2 separate regions of the Mus musculus genome follow, and region 1 is linked to region 2. A link is a loop called in an ENCODE intact Hi-C map of the cell type or tissue named here. Cell type or tissue: heart. All regions are shown on one strand. Each heading gives the region's core, and the rest is flanking DNA. Links, peaks and the distances in the headings are about the cores only. Region 1 overlaps Arsb (arylsulfatase B). Region 2 overlaps Arsb (arylsulfatase B).

Region 1 (10,787 bases), core at 1,318-9,317, 84 kb after region 2:
TGAGCCACAGCCTAGTTACCTTTTGTGTAAAGGTAACTAGGTCTTCAGCAAGAGCAGTACAAGCTCTTTTTTTAAAGTGATAATTTATTCATTTTTATTTTATGTGCATTGGCGTTTTGCCTGTATGTCTGTGTGAGGGTGTTAGACTCCTCAGAACTGAGCTGCCATGTGGGTGCTGGGAATGGAACCCAGGTCCTCAGGAGGAGCATTCAAGACTTTCAACATTTGAGCCATCTCTCCAGCATGCCCCTCCCCCAGCAATCTTAAAGGCTGAAGTATCTTTCTGGATGTTAACTCCTTGATTATTCATGACCCTGTCTTGCCTCCCCATCTTTTCAAATGGTAGTCAGGGTTTCAAGGACTTTGCCTAAGAGTGTCCAGACTCTAAAAAGTGAGGCATGGTATACTTTCCAGCTGTTTTACCTTTTAGAGTGCATTCAAGGATAGGTTTCCACGAAACTCTTGTTAAATGGTTCTCGAAGAAGATGATGAAAATCTCCCCTGCCTCTAGCTCTCTACTCCTCTCCCACTGGATACTGTGCTCCAGTGCCAGAGATAACCAGGCTCCAACACGACATGTAACTGATAAAAGACCTTTAATCCTCTATGAGTTCCAGCGTGAATAAGCTTGGGCAAAGTAATGGATGAGTGTGCCTGCACTGGAAAACAATGCATGCTGCAGGAGATGAGAACTGGGGTTCACAGCTCAGGAGAAAACTCAGGGGCGCCTCACTTGGTGACCCAATGCTCCTTCAGAAGAGGACAGCAGACCTTTTAAGATTTGTCTTGGAGCACTGAGCATGGTGACACATGCCTTGAATCCCAGCACTCTGAAGACAGACACAGGTGGATCTTTGAGATCTAGATCAGCCTAGTCTACACAGTGAGTTCCAGGATAGCCAGAGCTACACACACACACACACACACACACACACACACACACACACACACACACACAGAGAGAGAGAGAGAGAGAGACAGAGACAGAGACAGAGACAGAGACAGAGACAGAGACAGAGACAGAGCCCTGGAAGAAAACTTCTAGCACTGAAACTGGTGTCTGAATTATCAACCCATTCTCTAGTAACCAGAGCCCTTTCTTAATTGGGAAAGGCAACGGCTTCTTCAAAGCCTACAAACAGGGCAGCTGGGAGGAGAAGTGGGCCCAGTCCCTTCCTTCTCTGCAGGTTGGCGAGATGAAACTTTATTCACAGCACACCAGGGAAGGCAGGGAAGGGCTTCACTTCTCTTATGAGCCAGGTGAGGGCTCAGGACTAAGCACTGAGTTTGGACTATAGAGAAGAAGCAGTGGTATTTCTTGTGTTCCAAATTTGTAGAATCATATTTCTTTCCAAAGTACCCAGGTGCTAAGGTAACTTCATACAAATACTTAGATATGCAAATATATGCAAAAATTTTATGTGCATGCATATTATACTTAAGCATTACTTTTCAAAACCACCATTGTTCAAGTGAATCATAAGAGGGTAGTAGGACTAACTTGCTCCATAGAACATTCCACACAGAACTCTCTTGTCCTTGGGGATGCTAAGACATCCTGTGGATACCTGAAACCCGGGGAACCACACTCTGTTTTTTTCCTATACATACACCTATAATAAAGTCCAATTTATTTTCCTTTAATTTTTATTTTTTATTTTTATATGTATGGGTGTTTCATCTGCATGTATGTCTGTGCAACATGTGCATGCCTGTGAGCCACCATGTGGGGACTGGGAACTGAACCCAGTTTCTCTGGAAGAGCAGCCAGTGTTCTTAACTGCTGACCCATTTCTCCTGCCGCATAAAGTATGGTTTCTAAGTTAGGCACAGTCACTATCAACAACAATAACAATGAAATAGAACAATTATAGTATACTGTTGTAAAAGTTATTTTAAAAGTGTTCAGTGGCAAAGGCTGTTGTCCTAGCTGAGGAAGGAAGATGTTTCTCAGTCCAGGCATTTGAGAGCAGCCTAGATGATACAGAAAGACCCAATCTCAAAGCTTTGTGCCTGTGGTTGCTCTTGTGTACCTGGTTACCACACTATATGTGCATGAAGGAACATTCCACATACCAGTGGGACAGAAGACTGCATTGCACTACAAGTTTCCATGCAGAAGGAAGTGCAGTTTAAAACTTGGAAGCTGCCGGGCGTGGTGGCACACGCCTTTAATCCCAGCACTTGGGAGGCAGAGGCAGGCGGATTTCTGAGTTCGAGGCCAGCCTGGTCTACAAAGTGAGTTCCAGGACAGCCAGGGCTATACAGAGAAACCCTGTCTTGAAAAAAAACAAAAACAAAAACAAAAATTTGGAAGCTATTTATTTTGTAAGTTTCCACTTACTATTTTTCAGACCATGGTGGACATAGTGGACTGAAACAGAGCCCTAAGCATTGAATACAGAGGACTCTATAATACAGCACAGGGTGTCTATGGAAAACAATAACTCAAAACGTTTAAGTACTAACTCAACATCAGGTACCACTTGGATTTCACAAGATTCCAAAGCCTAAGATTAGACAGAGACATAACTGACAGCTAAGGGCAGCTACTCACTACTGGGTGACCAGGGACAGCATGCTACCTCAGTTTCTCCATCTTCCTTGTGAAGACTATAATTTCTTCCTCCTGTTTTAAGGTTAGAATAAAATTATACTTTTGTGGATATGACTGGTGCTGTTCTTATGAACCAATCATCTAATAAATACAGGAGCCAGTCACTGGGCAAATAGGAGGGACTTCTAGGTTGGACAGAGGAAAAGAGGAAGCAGGAGAGAGTTAGGTCCTCTTTGGACAGGGATAGCATGAGGACAAGATGTAATTATGAGTGTCTCCCAGTTTCAAAGGTGGATCCATTGGGATTTGCCACCTGATTTAAATTTAATAAGGCTTACAAGTTAGGATTTTAGTTGTTGCACCCAGCGATTGTGTTCCATTTTCCTTCATGCAGAGGCTCATCTGGGTTCAAGAGAGAAAGGGACAGTGGCAAAGTGTGGGTTTGCCTGAGGTGCAACAAAGGTCACAGGGCTTTGAAGCATGGGGCTGGTGTGGTAACCACCCATCTATGGGAACCTAGAGAGCTGGATGGAAAGATTTTGGAGCTCTGAGTCAGAGGTAAAAACAGGTCAGCCATTGCCCACCAGTGCATGGCCAGCCAGACCATCAAGGTAGAGAGGTGCCCGGAACAAGAGCAGGAGCTTGCTGAGTTCTTTATTTTTTATTTTATTTCCCACAGCATTATACCATTTAGGATTATTTTTGCCAAGGCTCCTAATTCCTGAGTGTTCAATAAATAGTTGTGACTATTATCATATCCACAGCTATTTCCAAAAGTCTAGATTATAATGATCTTGTGAAATGGAGAAGAGGAGGAAGAGGAGAAAGAGGAGGAGAAGGAGGAAGAGGAGGAGGAAGAAGAGGAGGAGGAAGAGGAAGAATAAGAAGAGGAGGAGGAAGAGGAAGAAGAGGAGGAGGAAGAAGAGGAGGAAGAGGGGGAGGAAGAAGAGGAGAAGGAAGAGGAGGAATAAGAAGAGGAGGAGGAGGAAGAGGAAGAAGAGGATGAAGAAGAGGAGGAGGAAGAGGAAGAAGAGGAGGAGGAAGAGGAAGAAGAGGAGGAAGAAGAAGAGGAGGAAGAAGAGGATAGAGGAGGAGGAGGAGAAGGAGGAGGAAGTAGCTGAGAATGGAAAAGCTAGGCATCTAGTGAGGACTTCTGAGCTCCAGTCTCTGCCTTATAGTGCCAGGGCCTGACATTCCTAGTGTAGTGTGGGCTTTTAAAAGAGCTTCATTTCCCTAAGCAAGGTATAAGCAACATCATCAGCCTAGCAGAGCTAATGCACTCCTCCCATGAGACAGAGGGAGGAGAGTCACTTCCAGGGGCCTCTTTTATTGCTATTATAAAAGATGTTTAGGATCCATTATCACAGAGGCTTCTCATGCAGTCTCTGACACATGCTCCTTTCTTTGCTTCACAGAGAAGAGTGTAGAGGGGTCTTAGGTTAGGCTAGATGAAGGTAAGATCTCTTCTGCATGTGCCTGGTGACAATGGATCTCATAATTTGATATCAAAGGTGTATATGACTTTTTCTTTAAACTCCATTGATTTCTTTCAATATTTATGTGTGTGTTCTTCTGTGAGTTCATGTGCACATGTGTGCAGGTGCCTGCAGAGGTCAGAAGGTAGCACTGGGTCTCTGGGAGCTGGAGTTATAAGCAGTAGTCAGGTGCTATGTGAATTCCTGAAACCAAGCCCCAGGCCTCTATAAAAGCTGTCAGGGCACTGAACCCCTTACCCACCTCTATGCATCCCGTATTGCATTTTCTCCCAACCCCAAACTCAAGGTTCAATCACTCATGCAAGTTTATAAAACACACATTCCAAATCACCTTCAATACTCAGAGTGTCAGACTCTATAGCCAATACATCAACACTTCAAAGAAGGAGCCCCACATGTGCTCAACAATACACTCGAAGCCGAGGAGTACTGAGAGTGGGAGAAATAGACTTCTTCAGTGAAGAGGACCCCAGCTGGCTATCAAACCCTAAGTGATCATCCCCCAAAACATACATACAAACAACACTATACAGACTGGAAGTGTATTTATATATTTAAGAGTATATATGTATATACATATATGCATAAAACATAATGAAAAAGGAGGCCATGAATTTGCGAGAGCGAGGAGGGGTATAAGGAAGAGTTTGGAGTGAGGAAAGGGAGGGGAGAAATGATGTACTTATACTATAAGCTCAAGAAATAAACTATTTTTAAAAAATGATCAAGAAGGGAATACTTATAACCTGGTGCCACGAATGGCTGGGGCAGCACAGATCCTGTTTTGCTCAGCTGTCTACACGCTGTAAACAGAAGTGCCACAGTACCACAGACGAGGCTGTTGTCTCTTTTTTAAGCAGACACCGTTCTTTGAAATACTAGTTACTATGTGGTTATCGGTCCCACATACTTGTGCTCAATGGAAAGTACTGGATGGTGGTAGCGGTGGAGATCAGAGGTGGTGGGGACAAGGGCGGCTGTGTCTGGGATCTGATCTATCTGATCGTAAGTAGTCTGAAGGAGTGAGTCAGAGAGGAAAACATTGTAAATCGAATCCGGCCACTGCCGCTACTGCAGGAACTCGCACCAGTCGGCCAGGGGCCAAGGCAGTGAGTAGTAGGACTGTTTCTGTGATTATCGCGCCACGCTGTTTCTGCCATTAGCAATGATAAGCCTCCCTAGCTCCGGTCAGCAACATGGCTTCCTCTGTCAGCTTTTCAAGAGTGCTTTAAGCAGAAAGTATTGTCAATTGCCACACCTATGATTTCCACCTGATTCTTCCATATGTGCTGGGGGGGGGGGGGTGGGGTGGTGGGGGTGGGGGTGGTGGAGTGGTGTAGGCTTCAGCGCCCCCTGGGGGTGGCACCTCTACACTGCAAGAATGCATGTGCTCTCATAAAACAGTAGAAAAGGGAGTTTCCTATATCCATCCAGATGAAGATTTTTACAAGGACTATTGAAATACCATACTTCAAGCATACCCCTTCTAATTCTCCCTCCTAAATCTCTACATAGCCAGGGTTAATTTTCTCCTGATAAGAATTCATTTTCAAAAGAAAATTTGGTTTAATTTCCTGACTGACTTTTGCAAAAGCTTCCAAATCAAAATAAGATGGTTCCAGCTTTGCAGGCTGGAAACTATGAAACTTTTTTTTCCAGAGAAATGTTCTTTTTTTTTTTTTTCCTTTCAGCAACATTTTGGCAGACACAAAACCTAATTATAAAACCTTTGCTGTCTAGAAAAGAACTGTCAAAATAAAACAAATGCTGTCAGATGTAGACTGCAAATCTCACTTTATTATTCATTATCAAATAAAAATAACTGTCAGAAACCATGGAAAAGCATCAGTTAGCCAAAAATCTGAGCAAAAACATCAAGTCTATGAAACTGACACCTCATCTGTATCCAGCTGATAAAAATTAAAATGGAGCCATGACAACATTGATTCTCAGGACCTCCCTCCCCCAGACAGTCCAGTGGCTTTGCTGTGTAGCCCAGGCTTCCCCAAGACCTCCTCCTCCCGCTGATCCAAAAAGCAAAGTGTCCTTCTTCACCCTCTCACCAGGCTTCTCTACAAGGGGCAACCTTGGGGGTGTGGTGGGTAAATGTAGAGAAACACCGTTCTGCAAAGGGAGGTGGGGTGGGGAGGCTCTTTGTCCCAGAGCTGTACCTGCTGGTTGATAGCCGACTCTTTTGGATTCATTTTCTACATTACTAAATGCAAAATAGAGAATTAATCTGTGTCTTAGTGTTATCTAAAGGTCTAGGGAAATTCAATATCCTTGCACTAAGATAGTCTGAGAACGTAGCCATCAAGCCGGATGCTCAAATGCACATTTGTCTGGCCACGTTCAAGCACCTCTGCCTGGGCTGGACGTGGACTTGCCACCTGCCTGGGGTAAGCTTGTCCCCCTCCTGGGCTCCTGGGCTAAGCAGGTTTCATCCAGTTGCCACCAGGGGTGGTTTTTTAAAGATCCAAACTCATGTATGTTTAAAGGCCCAGTTGACTGCCCATCACAGGAAAGCTGAGACTTCAACCCTGCTGACAGAAAGAATCCTTTACACGCATGGCCTCAGCCTGCTCTGTGGGCACCCAAGCCTATGAGTGCTTACGCTTCGGTCACGCACAACTAAGCTCTCCCACTGTTAGAATACACCATGACCTTTCAGGCTAACTCGCATAAACCGGTTTCCTCACATAAGCACATCCTCCTTCATGTCCGCTGGACTCAAACCTTAAGGCCTAAACGTCAGACCTCTTGTGAACCTGGCACTTAGTACCCCAAACCTCTCCAGGCCACACCCTTTTCTCCATCTTCTTTATTGGCTCTTTGTGGCTTTTTCCTCCTTATGCCTCTTTCCTCAGGGCTAAGAAGGAAGTTTATTGTTTGTGTTTGCAAGACCTCACAGAGGACCTGCTCACAGAAAAAGAACAAATACATGAAGAAAAGGCCACCAACTCCAAATAGCGAGTGAAGACTCTGAGAATTGACGCTGGACACTACACGGCTCTCTAAGGCCCTGCCCAGCCATTGCCTGACCTTGACCTTACAGAAAGAGGATGCTACTCTAATAGACAGATGACTATCAAGTGAGGTATCGGGCCCCAGTGAGGGTTTGAGCAAGTATCAAACCTGCAAATACAAGAATAGCTTGTCCCCTGGGTACCTGCTCAGTCATGCCGAGCGTCACGGGGGCTGCAGAAGAGCACTTTGGAAAACCCTGGTCTGGAAGAGGCTCTCCAGATTGCAGCTTAGCAAACCCATTTTCAGTTCTGCCATGTGGCAGAGCCCCCCTAGATTAGAACATGGCAGCCTGTGTATGAGACATACAAATTCCTCCTCTCATGGTATAAGTAAGACAAAGAGACAAGATCCCTTCTTCCTTTGTAAGCAGTAACCTGACCTGTCAAAAGAGATGAAATCAGACTGTTGGAGAGATGGCTGGGTGATCAACAGTACTCGCTACTTCTGCAGGGGACCCAGGTTTGGTTTTCGGGATCCTTGTAAGGCAGCTCACAACTGCCTGTAACCCCAGCTTCATGGCTCTGACAGCCCCCAAATAAATCTTAAAAAACAAAACAAAACAAAACAAAACCTGAAACCAGAAGGGCAGTCACATGGCCATTACAAAGCAGACAGCTCAGACACAAGGAGCAGGCAGAACAAGGGCCTTTTTCAATTATATGGGTTCTTGACATAATATCAAGACCTTTTTAGTCAAAGACTAATTATCTATCTTTCTTCCTTTTCCTTTTTTTGTATGTGGTGTGTGTGTGTGTGTGTGTGTGTGTGTGTGTGTGTGTGTGTGTGTGTGTAACTGATTGTCTCCTACATGTGAGGCAAGTGCTCTGTCACTGAACCCTGTCCTCAGCCCTCCTCTGACTTAGATTCATAAGAAATCAGGAGCAGAATGATGGCTAGGTGTGAACAAGATCTACCTAGCCATTTTGTGACTGTGATCACCTGTTTTCACTTCCACTTCGTTAATTTCACTGAAACACTTTCAAGGCAAGGGCTGTGAATCTGGGCAGGATATTTTATCCCTGAGCCTGGAAAGCAAAGATAACAAAACCCACCTTAACATGATGTCTGACACGGAAGCACTACCCAGGCATTAAGGCCCGGGTAAACCCGGATGTTGGAGCTATATTCCCAGGCACCATGCTTAGAGCCCTGCTAGATCACATGCTACACTGAGAGCAAGTTTTTGAAAGCGGAAGAGTGGACTGAATTATGGTGGGTTTTGTTGTTATTGGGGAAAACTCAGGAACTTTTTCTATTTGCATGGGTTTAAATGAAGTTCAGTGTGATTTAGTAAGGACGGCCCGAGATTCAAATGAAGCATCAGAAACTGAATATTTATCCAGATGTTCATCTGAGGCTCTCTAGGGGTTTGTGGTGGTTTCTTTACTCAAGGAAGATAAGTGCCAGAGACGCTGGCCTCCCTGGACACCCGCCTCAGCCTCCATCCTGACAGCAACCAGCGAGGGAGGATCCTGCTGAGCGGCTCCAAGAGGATGCTGGGAAGGTGAGTGATTTGGCAGCCATTCACCAAATAACTGACTCGGCCACCAGAGAGCTGAGATAAAGAAAGATGGATTTGAGGAAAGGCCAAACCAGGGCTGTGGGATTCACAAGAAGGATTGTAAGTGCGGAAATAGAGCAACTTCCTCATTCTGACGGCAGGGATGTCTATTGCTTGGAATACTGAGAGACCGCTGAGATTCTTATCTCTTCTTTGAAATGTACTAAGGGCAAAAAGATACAAAAGTCTGTTGAAAGACTGAAAACACTTGCTCTCTGAAAGTCATGAGGGGACTGGGAACCGGAAAAGTGTTCTAATTTACAACACTCTGGGCGCAGATAACTTTTTCGTAATTTAAAGCTTGGGTGTGCACAGGTTTGGGAGCTCCTCAGATGAAGCTGTAAGATCAGCACAAAGGGAGGCATGCGGCCTGCTCTCCGAAAGCATAACGATGCTACGCTTAATAACAATGCTACGCTTAATCTTTGTTCTCCAGGTCCTCTGAGAAGCAGTTCAGAAGGACCGAGTGGCTATTATACTAAGCAGAAGGACCAAGTATGTATTCTAGAAAAAACAAAAACAAAAATAAAACCTGTAAAATCTTCTGTCTTTCTTATAGTTTGCTCTTACAGAAAATGCTCAACTTTAAATTCTTTATTTAAAAAAAATTTTTTTTATCCTTTTTACAAACTTGCAGGCAAACTACATCTGGGGGCCCCTCGGGAGTGTTAGTGTTTACTGACCAATCATTTAACTCCTCTCCCAAACCTAAAAACCATTCTTGACGGTCAGGTAATTCTCCACGAGTCTGCAGCTTAGTCTTTCAGTAATACCAAACTGAGAAACAATAAGCTAATTACTGCAGAAGCACTCGAAGGTTTGGCAAGCTCAGGACAGCAGCAAGTAACTGAAAATCCTATGAACAGACAGGAAAAGAGACTTGTGGTTCAAAATAATAGATGTATTACTACATATGTGGTAGGGAAAATGCAGAGGCCAGTGAGTCTCGGAGATTGCTAAATCAGAGAAAGCTAGAATATTCCGTTTAGGTAAGCATTGGCTATTTTGCTTTTGTATTTCCAAATATGCAATATTAGTTACATGTGTCAAAACCTGCAGAGTTGCTGTTAACTAGCACTCTTAATATCAGCATCTTCCTGACTCTCTTTAGAGACTTAGAAAAGTCAGTGAGACCTGAACTAAGGGGCCCGGCAGTTCCACTTCCCGGGCAGTTCCATTTCCCCGGAGCCCTTCTCTGAAGCTTTGCCAGATGCTAAAGGATCCCACTGGTGGTTGGTGTCCAGCATCAGGACAGGCAGACAAACATTATAAGAACTGGCCAGCACTTCTGTCCGAAGAACAGAGGAGGAAACACTCAATGGTAGACAAAAAAAACTCCATAAGCCCAAACATGAAGCAGTCTGGTTAAAAATTTGAGATGCTGAGTGCAAGAAAAAGATTGTCTTTAGATGTGCAGATGACTCTTGCTCCAAGGCCAAAGGAAAAGAAAACTCTCTGAGTCCCCAGAATACTAGACTTTCATGTGGCCAGAGGCAGCCCTTGGGCCAGCACAGCAGGAGTGATGGTGAGCTTTGGTGATGCAGGAAATCCCAAGCAAGCACAAGAGCCACTTTAATGAGGATGACTGGAGAAAAAAAAAAAAAAAAAAAAAAGAGGTGAGAATTGGGCTGGACTCTGTGCCCAGCAAAGGCAGAGTAGGTTAACAAGGCAGGAAGTAGAGGCATGTGAACGGCCATGAACCAGGACGAAAGCAAGACCAAACAATCTGCTAAAGCAAAACAAATGTCCCTGTGTAGTCACAACAGGCTCACAGAGTCCAGCCTATCAGAGATGAGCGCAGGGACTGAAAAGTCTCACACTCAATTCTACTGATATGGGTGGCGTCCAGTCTCTGAGCAGGCTAAAATCTGCACCAGAATGCAGGCCACTCTCTCACTGAAGAATGGATGAAGAAAGACCTGAGTGTTAAAGATAAGCTGTGCACTGTGCCTGCTTTTCTAACATCAAGTGATCACTTTTCCTGTATAGTAAGGAGCTACTATATGAAACATATTAGAATAAACTGTTAGAATGAATATCCTCCATCATTAGCTAGTGAGAGGCTCAGGGCACAGTTAAGGATAGTTTAGACATAAGGAAAAGCATTTTATATTCCATATTCACATCATTGTTTCAATCTATATCG
Region 2 (10,787 bases), core at 1,551-9,550:
CTTCCCACTCTTCACTCCCCAAGACCTTAGTAATAGGTTACACTCTTTTTTCCTCTATGAATTTGAATCTGCATGTTCTTTGAAACTTTTTCTTTTCTTTTCTATTTTTTATACATTTATTTATTTAGTATGTGTTGGGGCCTGAAGTCACCACATGTGTGCTGTGGCTGAAGAGACCAATATTGGCTAAGAACCCCCCAAGACCAAGTTCTCAGGCCAAAGGAGGTTTATTTGCCCCAGGGGGACAAAGGGCAGAGAATAAGAGAAAGATAGGAGAGAGAGAGAGAGAGAGAGAGAGAGAGAGAGAGAGAGAGAGAGAGAGAGAGAAAAGGAGAAGGTACAAGGGACAAGGGGAGGAATATCTGTCCTGGAGTGGGACCAAGGACTGCCTCAGGATAGAGAGGAGACAAACATGGCCCATAGGAAAATGGTGGCTTATAAAGGTGAAAGGGGAACCCCATGTTAAGATGAGGTGTTTAATTTTAATTGACATCTTAATTAGGTGAGTCAAAAGGGGCTTTTGATTGCTGAATTTCAGTATTTTGATAGCTGGACCTTGGTAGTCAGCTTCAGGAGGAGGAAGTAGCCAAATAAGGGAATAGCCTTGGGGGCTAGCCTTAGGAATGTAACCTAACGGTTTAGCAAGGCAGAGGGAATGGGGAGAGAAGGGCAAGGCTTGCCAGAGCCATGCTCATCACACCCAAGCTGCCCAGAGTCCCTTCAGTGGCACAGGGAGGGCAGAGGACCAGTTGTGGGGTCAGCTTTCTCCTTCCACAATGGAGTTCCTGAGGCCTGAACTTAGGTCACCAGCCTCAGCAGCAAGCACCTTTGCTTACTCATTGGCCCTGTATTTTCCTGTTCTTAATAATTCACGCCACTGGGATTACGCAGTATTTGTCCTTCATGCTCAATGTCTTCCACTTCTCATAATGTTTTCAAAGTTGTGGTGGGTTAAATAGGAACGGCCCCCATAGACTCATCTGTTTGAATGCGTGGGTCATAGGGAGTGTCACTATTAGGAGGTGTGGTCTTGTTGGAGGAGGTGTGTCACTGTGGAGGCAGGCTTTGAGGTCTCAAAGCTACACCTAGTGTGACACACAGTCTCCTTCTGCTCCCTGTGGATCAAGTTGTAGAGCTCTCAGCTCTTTCGCCAGCCCCATGTCTGCCTGCACGCTGCCATGTTTCCTGCCGTGAGGATAACGGATGAACCTCTGATCCTGTAAGCCAGCCCCAATGAAATGTTTTCCTTTAGAAGAGTTGCCATGGTCATGGTGGCTCTTCACAGTAATGAACCCCTAACTAAGATAAAAGTTAATACAAATTATAGAATGTATGAAAACTCCATTTCTTTTTGTGACTGGGAGACACTCTGCTTTGTATATACCATGTTTTATTACCCACTTATGTGTTGATGGATATTTGAGCTGATCCTTTAATGAATCCTGTAAAGAAGACATAAAATGGATGTAGGGAGATGGTGCGGCTGTTAAGAGCACTGCCCAATCTTCCAGAGAACGCAGGTTCAGCTTTTCCACCTAAGGCAGAAGGCTCCCAGCTGTCCGTTAACTCCAGTTGAAGGGGACCTCACATCTTTTGGCTTCTCTGGCACCCATATGCACATTCATGCACGTGCATGTCTCTCATTGTGGATGTGTGTATGAAGTGGGTGTTTATGACATGGCACAGATGTTGGAGGGCACACCTCTGGAGTCAGTCCTCTCTCTCCACCCTTCTATGAGGTCAGGTGTCCATCTTGCGGGGTAAGCTGTCTATCCTTTGAGCAACCTCAATGGCCCTGACATATTACAAAAACTCTTATATTTTTACTGTATTTGTGTAAGATATGTGTTGAGATATAATCCACATAATATAAAACTGGCAACTTCTTAGTCTCACTGATTCGGTGGAGTGTGAAGCCTGCATCTCATTCAGCTTTTCTTACCTAACTGCTCACCCTTGAATGTGATTAAAAGCAGTGTTTGTTTTTTGCAAAAAAACAAAAACAAAAACAAAAAACTGGCAAGTTAAAAAAAAACCATGGCAGTGCTTCTATTATACAAGTCTTATCTTTTTCCTTGCCTTAAAGCATACCAGCACCTTGGGGACATTTGTGACATTCAACTACCACTGCTCCAAGCTCCTGAACTTTCAACCATCACAAGGAGAGACCCCATGTCCAAGGCTGACATAGTTTTAGAAAGATTTTATTTTATTTTGTTCCTCAAATCTGGAACAATCATGGCATAACAAAGGAGTAAGTTCACAAGTTAAATAAAATCTTCAAGGTTAAACAAAATTGGAAAGAACTAACATTAATATCTCTAAAAATAGGTTATCAAGCTTTTACTTTTGTATCAAACATGAAAATCCAATGAGATATAATCTGAGACATATTCCATTCTATTTGTTTTATCAGACAAAACCTCCAGTTATTTTTAAGAATCACTTTCTGAAAGTCTTCTTAAATCCATTAGTTATGCTAATATTCCAAACACTGCCTACAGTCACAGCTGGAACTGAGGACAGCTGTTCTGAGAACACTAAGGAACGATCAGGTAGGTGTTATGAAGTAGGGACCGTCAGTCCACCTATAGCTACAGGAGGACACAGGAGGAGTATTCAGACTCATGTCACTCAGACTCTGTCACAGTCTTTGGAGTAAAAAGTGTCCTAATGGCAGGCTATATGTCAGCCAAGTTGGGTAAAGGTTGGTAAAAGATGTCATTAGCCATAGTACCATTTTCTTATAATACTCTTACCATAATAAAATACAGAATATTAATGACCAGGAGATGCTGCTACTGAACTGAAGATGACTGTGCATATCATATTATTTGGTGGTTTTAATTCCTAGTGTGCAGTGAAGAATGGAAATGGAGATTGCTGGCAAAGGAGACTTCCCGGGAAGCAGAATTCTCTTTTGTCTACCTGCAGAGGCCATCACAGACCTGCCATTCATTGACTGCCCAGATCATTCTCCCGCTAGCGCAGAGGTGGGAGGGGACAGCTTGAGGACAGAATCGGAAGGGCTGGAGGATATTTATTCTGCCCTTACAGTCAGCTCACTGGACTAGTAAATGCCAGGTAACTCTTTCTCGTTTACTTTGTTTATTAATTCATTTTTAAAAAGTACTGGCTATCTATTATGTCGCAGACATGGTTGCTGATGTTGGTGATAAACTGTGAATGAGACAGAGGTGTTAATGAGAAGTACCACTGGGTTTGACACACCCTGCTGCGAATCTGGTGGACTCACATCGGTAAGATGTATGAGGGTCTGAGAAAGGGCTGACAGTCAAATAGTGTATCCTCATTCTCCAAGCCCAGAATCCAGAGCCCCAGAACAGGGCAGTGAAACAGAGAATGAAAGGGACATGGATGGTGTCTCCTCTGCCTTACTGAGGCCAACATTCCATGGCCACTTCCTTTCTGAGACTGCTCAGGGCGAAGAAGTGCTATCCTGGCCTTTCTTGCCACTGCTTGAGAAAACAGCATAGACCATGGCATAGTGGGAGATATAGCCACAATCTTGACAGATTCCATGCAACTGTGAATAATCCTCCTTAGCAGATGCCACAGACCCACAACTCCCATTAGCATGGACACAGAATGACCAGTCCACCTCCTCTGGGCAGGGCTTAGGACTATCCTAAAGCTCAGAATGGGTGAAGCAGAGGGGAGAGAGACCTCAGGCACAGGACAGTGAAGTCCAAAGGCATGACAGGAACAGAGCCACACAAGCTGGGTAGCAGAAGTCTAGACAGAATGAGCAATAGTGGGTGGGGGTGGGGGTGGAGATAAAAACACATTTAGTTATCATGGAAACCAAAACCACGGCACAGGCATGTCTCCATGCTGGCTTACTGCAATGGGCTGTGCGCTCCACAGGAAGATGAGTGAGCGGATGGGTTAGGGCTAGGGCTAGGGCTAGGGCTAGGGCTAGGGTTAGGGTTAGGGTTAGGGTTAGGGTTAGGGTTAGGGTTAGGGTTAGGGTCATGGGTGCGGAAAGCCCGAGTAAGAGCTCACAGACAGGGAGCACTCACAGCCAACAGAACCACTAGCAACATCTGCTCCCTGCCTTTGTTACAAGAAATGTGTCTTGCCAATAAAGCTGGTTATTAGCAGAGGGAGTTCTAACAGCTGACTTGTGAAGCAAAAAGAGCCAGCTGTCCTGGCCTCCAGGACTCAGGGATAACTTCCTATGTCAAGTTCCCAGCGTCTGTAGTTTAGGAAGCAGGATGAACCCGGCCACCCTGGCCCCAGACACTAACTCCAGCCAACAGCAAGATCCTTCCAGATTTTACTGGCTTTTAGAATGTACTGTGGGTTGAAATTGGACTCCTTTGGTGGGTTATGTAGCATGAGGGCCAGGTGACAGGGTGGGGGATGATAAAGAAGAGAAGCCAGGGGAGTAGGGGCCTGAGGTCTAGCCTGCCCAGAAATGGGCTCCAGCCCCCCTTACTCCCCAGAGCCCTACATCCAGGGGCTCCACACACCAGTGCTCTTGGGATCGCAGCGGGGGTCCAAGGGTGGGAAGTGAGAAGGCACAGAATGTTCATGGTAGTACTGCAGGCGGGAAAGAAGGTTCTGGACGATGTGGGGGTGCTCTCGGGACACGTCGTGTCTTTCTTCAGGGTCCTGATTGATATCAAAAAGCCAGAGAGTCTTGGTTGGTGGGTCCACTGGAGGTATCTCAGAGACGTTGGACTGAGACGGAGGCGGGAACCAGTAACCACAGCCTGGTAAAGAAATTAAACTTTAGTGTGTGTGTGTGTGGGGGGCACTGTTGGTGGGTTCTAATTTCAGGAATCTGGGTACAAGGCTTCCTTGGCTTTGTGGGTATGGTCGTACATCAAGAAACAAACAAAAAACCTGTGCCTTCTGATGTCGAGTTCAGAATACGATTTCCATGCCATGATGATACGGATCCTATAGCGTTACAAGGGACATTAAAAACTATATGTGGGGTGGAAGCAGGATGGGGGTGTTAGTTGTCACGATGGCTGGGGCAATGAGGGTACTCCTGCTATCAAGCAACAGCACAGTAATTCTAAGATCTCTCGCAATGCATGGGACAGTCCCAAACAATGAACTGTCATTGTAAACACCAAGAACACTCACGAACTAAGCATTGCTACACTGCATCAGAGCCTGTGGAAATATCCCATATTTACAAAACAGTGAAGCTGTCCCTTTCTAAGGAAGGGGGAGGGGAAGCAGACTCTCCCCAGCCAGAGAATTGGTGAAGATCTACAGCTGGCTGGGTGTGCTATGTTTGACAGTCACACATGTCTAAAAATCCATATATGTTTATGAAGCACCCAAGTGGGATTTTCTCCTCTTAACCCCACTACAGATGACATCATCATCATCATCAACAACAACAAATATCAACTCGGAGGACGGTCAGAATGAGCAGCGGAAGCCACTCCCCCACCCTGCAGCTTCAGAGATATATTACAAAAAAAAAGTGAGTCAGCTCTCATTTTGGTGAGCGTTCTCTCACTGTTCTGTTTGGTGGGAAGTCTACTTAGGCAGACAACAGAAGTTGTGTAATATGGACCAGACAGAGGCTTAAAAGAAGGCCATGAAACCACAAGCAGATAGCTGCTTCCTTAAGATCTGCAGGGACTGTAAAAGATCTGAAGGACTAGTTGACATTTCAGATGTCTGAGCAAACTGAGGGGTTGGCAGGGAGCCTTGAGGAGCCGGCTAGGCAAGGAGGAGGAGGAGGGTGTAGCCAGTGATAAGGACTTCCCTTTCTATGGACACAGTCCAGGGAATGAAGGCCCAGAGGACAGGCTGAGGACACTGCCCTACTCTGGTGGCCACAGGAAGGGAGCGAAGCATTCTACCTGGGTGGCCCGTGAGGAGTTTCCAATTTTTGTATCTGATCCCAGCATGGATAGACGTGTTAAAGGCAGAATGTTCTAACGGAAAAGAATCGTCCTTTGCTGGAGTCATGTTCTTGCCAGGACCTGGGAAGAAATAGTTTGGAAGAATTAGATTGCTGTTATTGGCCTGTGTCATTATAAATCAACATTTTATACCCTTCTTGCAGAACAGTAGCCTTTGTTCAACACCAGAGTACAAATGTGTGTCCTGCCACAGAAACGAATCTTTTATTAAATACAAACACAAAGTATAGTTACATTAGATGTCAGTCATAAACCACCACAAATATAAAGGAAATCCCAAGGAGATTAGAAGGCTAATCCATCCTTAAAATCATTGCCTCCCGCCAACATGCAGAGCCATGTGCATAGCAGTGTCTACTACAGGAACGGAGCTGGGCAGCGGTTGTGTGCACAAGCATGAGTGTGTGGTATGGGTGTGTGTGCATGAGCACGCACGTGTGTGTGTGTGCATGAGTGTGCAAGAATATGTGTGTTCTTTTTCCTCTTAAATGTGTAAGTGAAATACATTTTCTGCGAATGGTTGTACCTTTGCAGATAGTATATAAAATTATAAAATGCACATTTTTTGAAGTCTCTGACAAGCTAGGAGAGGTTAAGCATAGTACAAAAAAACTACAGATGCATTTCTTTTTAAACCATTCATGAAATGTAAAAATTAGTGAGCAGTGTTTTTAACTATTCAACAGAATAACTATGGGTATAGAAACTGTTTGAGCATATAAAGTAGTGGTGGTTTGAATGGGTTTGGGCTCCGGAGACTTAAGCATTTGAATGCTTGCCACTATCAGGAGGTGTGACCTTGTTGGAGGAAGTGTGTCACTGTGGGGTGGGCTTTAACGTCTCCTAATGCCCAAGCTTTCCCCAGAGTGGAATTAGGGAGCCTCTTCCTGGCTGCCCAGGAAGACAGTCTCCTGCTGCTTTTGGATCAAGATGTAGAACTCTCAGCTCCTCCTACACCATGCCTGACTGCACACTGCCAAGCTCCCTGCCATGATAAAGGACTGAACCTCTGAACCTGTAAGCCAGCCTCAACGAAATGCTTTCCTTTATACAGTTGCCTTGGTTGGGGTGTCTCTTCACAGCAAGGGAAAGCCTAACTAAGACACATGGATTATATTAATTTATCATTTTAAGGTCTTATAGCAGTTGATCAAGTTTCTGAGGGGGCAGTTATTAATATTCATCCTCCTCTCAAGTTTAGAACCCATTAAGAGCCAGAGCCAGGGCTGGAGAGATGGCTCAGCAGTTAAGAGCACTGACTGTTTTTACAGAGGTCCTGAGTTCAATTCCCAGCAACCACATGGTGGCTCGCAACCATCTGTAATGAGATCCAATGTCCTCTTCTGGTGTGTCTGAAGACAGTGACAGTGTATTCATATACTCATATAAACACAATTAATAAATCTTAAAAAAAAAAAGAGCCAGAGCCAGAGCCAGATAGACTGAGCTTAATTATCACCTCTCTAGTGATGAAACTGCCTCTAGAGAATGTGGCTTTGGCTCACAGTAGAAAGAGCTGTGCGAGTGGCTGGCCCTTGGCTTTCACTTAGCTATAGTAACTGGACAATCTCAGGGCTCCCTTACAGCACACGGTGAGGATCAGACTGCAAACATCTGGTGTGGGGAGCCGTGAGCAATTGCCATCATGAGCCTCCGCTGTGCCTAACTGGTAAACAAGTAATGTGTGCAGGTGCAAGAGTAAATTCGTGCCAAGTCACTGCCCATCCCGGGGCGTAGTAGTGGGGTAATGAGTGAGCAGCTAATCAGGAGCTGACACATCACATGGAGGGGTATATAAGCAGCATCATTTTCCTTGTTCATTGTTCTTCTTTCGCCTATGCAATCAATGCTCTCCCAATAAATGTGTGCAGAAGGATCCTGTTGCAGCGTCGTTCTTCCTGGCCAGTTGAGCGCGTGCAAGAATCTGGGACACACGCTGGCTCTCACTTAGACCCAGGAAAGGGTTTCAGCTGAGCACACTCAGTCTGTTCTTTCTGGCTAACTTCTTCTCTCATCTGTACAGGTCCCTTTAGCTGAGGACATTGCTGACCCGTGATGACAAGGGATGGGTGTACTCATGACCATGAGTACATATTTACATATCTATAAGCTTCAACTTTTGGACCTCACTGAATACTATTTAGTCTGTTTTAAGTTCACATTTCTTTCTTAACTTTTCAAATGTAGTCAAGGCAGTTGTCCTGGGAATACTTCAGAAGGTCCCCTTGTTTTACTGAACAAGTAGACAGGTTAGTAAGTGCATGCCAGGCTGTGTGGTTATGCCTGTAAAAGTGCAGACTCAAAGACAATGAAGTAAAACAGGGCTGGGGGCAGAGCTTAGCTGCAGAGCCCTTGCCTAAGACAGTCAAGACCCCAGCACCTGCCAGAGCACAGACCAAAACAAGGAAGTCCACACTCCACCGAGGAGGTGAAAGGCAGATGGGAGTTCAAGACCAGGCCAGTCAAAGGACAACAAAACTTGGTATGTTGTGCCATGCTCTACAGAGCTTCAGGGCTCCCTGGATTTGATGCAGGGTTTGGCACAGGTTCTGCAGGCCATGGAAAAGGTGAAAGTCCTATCCCTTGCCAGTCTTTCCAAGTCTGGGCACCGATCCAGCACACATCAGCGGTTTCAGTCTTAATAGGCACCCACAAGGAAAACCTGGCTAATTTCTTGCTTCTTTGCTTGCAAATATTTTGGCTGTAACACAAACGGATGCTTCTAGTGATGGAGACAGGTGGAGATGTGCATCACAGGAAGGGGGTTCATGGCTGGCGCACAGGCTTGGATAAAACCGTGAATCTCCCTCACGAGTTTGTATAAAGGGCACATTTCAATATCAAACATTTTGGGTATTAAATAAAACAAGCATGACTTGGTGAACATAAACAGAAGGGAGGGAGCTGCTATTGCTGCACTACTTACATTTATATACATGTTTTTCTGAAAACAAACAGGAGCAGAGAATACCTAAACGACACGTCTAGACTAAATGATGAATGATACTATTATCTCAACTTTATTTCTCTGCTTTTGAGTGACTGAACACAGAGAGCATGTCAAAGGATACTAACTCCCTAGAACGGTCACCATGTGAACAGATGTTAATAGTTGGCCACATTTCCTTCAAAAAACTGCTCTTACATTTTATTTATTTTACACAAATTTGTTTGTGTGCGTGTGGGTGTATGTGTGTGCTTGTGTATGTGCATATGTGTGCACAGGCGTGCATGTGTCACCGTGGCATGTGGAGATCAGTGAACAGCTTGAGTTATTTCTCTCCCTCCATCATGTGGATCCAGGGGCTTGAACTGAGGTTGTCTGGCTTGGCGGCAGGCGCCCTTTACCCAAGGAGCCACCCCCAGCCCCACACTGCTTTTTTAACAAAAGAAACTGGACAACAAGATCAAGTTGAAGTCTCCTTTGTTGTCTGTTGTTGCCATCAGTTGTCTGTTCCACATGCTGTTGTTCCTATAGCTTCTAGGCATCCTCAGACATTTCAAAGTGCAGGCCCATGTGCGTGTGTTGAGGAATATGCACAGCCCTGTGTCATACTTTACACACATGTGTTATTATACACATGCTATAACTATCATTCCCTCTCTAGAGTTTTGTAATTATATAAGTGCACGTATGCCTCTTCACTGTTTAAATTCACTATACAACATACCTCAGCATGTTAATCTGTTTCTCTGTTGATGTTCTCAGCCCACTTCATTTTGTGTCTGGTATTGATTACCCCACGTGAGTACTACTGCCAACTTCTTACACAAGGAATGGAGCTTCTCTGGGGTCTGTGTCTAGAACTGACCACTTGAAGGTCCATGCTTTTCCAACACAGCAATTGGCTCTCCTATCAGATGATCCCCATTCCTCTGAGTCCTGTACCACCTAAAAATTCTTGAAAGAACTTCATCTTTGTGAAGAATTTATTCAACAAGAACCATTTTTTCAGTGCTAAAGAAAGGAGTTCTTATACACACCCTTCTACAGCCCTGTAGGGAAAATAGTGCAGATCACAGATGCACAGCCTGACAGAGAGGAGGTTGAGCATCACCAGGGTGTCGGACCCGTGGCTGGGCTTCCAGACACTCCCTCCTCTCTCCAAGGGACCTGTGACTTATCTCTGGACAGCAAAGACGCCCTCTGCCTGCTTTTGAACTCTCTGTGAACAGAGAGTATGCAGTATTTTACCTTTACTTCTGGCTCCTTTTAATTCAAAAATGTTTAGTCTGATAAGTCATGCCCACAAAACTGTTACATGATTAATTAAATCATATGTAGCAACGGGAACCAGCCTGGTTTGGCTGCTTCCTCCACTGCCATCACTGGAGACAGTCCACTGGTGAAAAGCCAACACCTTTATCTTACGTTGGATTTTGAAACCCACGAAGAGGTGATTTCTGTCTATGAAGAAGGGTAGGAATCAAGAGTCTTCCTTTTCTTCTTCTTCTTCTTCTTCTTCTTCTTCTTCTTCTTCTTCTTCTTCTTCTTCTTCTCCTTCTCCTTCTCCTTCTCCTTCTCCTTCTCCTTCTCCTTCTTCTTCTTCTTCTTTCAGATATGGATTTTAACTATTTAAACATCATTCAGTGCAAAAGGCTGTCTTCTCTGCACTCATCTGTTGTGATACCCTTGCCAACTGCCCCAAGGGCTGAGTCTGTCCTTAAAGCTCCAGTATCCAGGGGGCCTCTCCACGATGCTGGCAGTGGGCTGTGTCTGTGCTGGGCTGTGCTTCAGGCACCAGCCACGTGTGGCTGTGGAGCATATGAAATGTGGCTGGTACAGTCAAGGAACTGATTTTATAATTTTACTTTTTTGAGACAGGATCTCATTGTGTATACATCCCCAGCTAGCCAGGAGCTTGCTAT

Evidence for each region. Peaks named below come from ENCODE experiments on the same cell type or tissue, not always from the same donor. Only the 100,000 strongest peaks of a DNase experiment are listed, where the experiment ranks them.
Region 1: a loop joins it to region 2, with 2.0 times the contacts of the local background. A loop is called at or near these places in 3 of 42 quality-filtered maps.

Annotation. Positions count from the first base shown.
Region 1 is chr13:93,850,425-93,861,211 of GRCm38, reverse strand. The region is part of intron 4 of Arsb (arylsulfatase B); the gene reads right to left. Among named protein-coding and RNA genes, the nearest start is that of Mir5624, 65 kb to the right of the region's middle. In heart, for the core only: CTCF peaks have their summits at 5,261 and 5,460; DNase peaks (open chromatin) are centred at 5,181 and 8,581; H3K4me3 peaks cover 532 bases; H3K27ac peaks cover 895 bases.
Region 2 is chr13:93,934,418-93,945,204 of GRCm38, reverse strand. Arsb (arylsulfatase B) reads right to left here. Exons shown (of 8, transcript NM_009712.3): 7 at 5,856-5,978; 8 at 2,189-4,739. The coding sequence ends at 4,474. Among named protein-coding and RNA genes, the nearest start is that of Lhfpl2, 120 kb to the left of the region's middle. In heart, for the core only: a CTCF peak has its summit at 5,843; DNase peaks (open chromatin) are centred at 4,144 and 5,694; H3K27ac peaks cover 1,099 bases.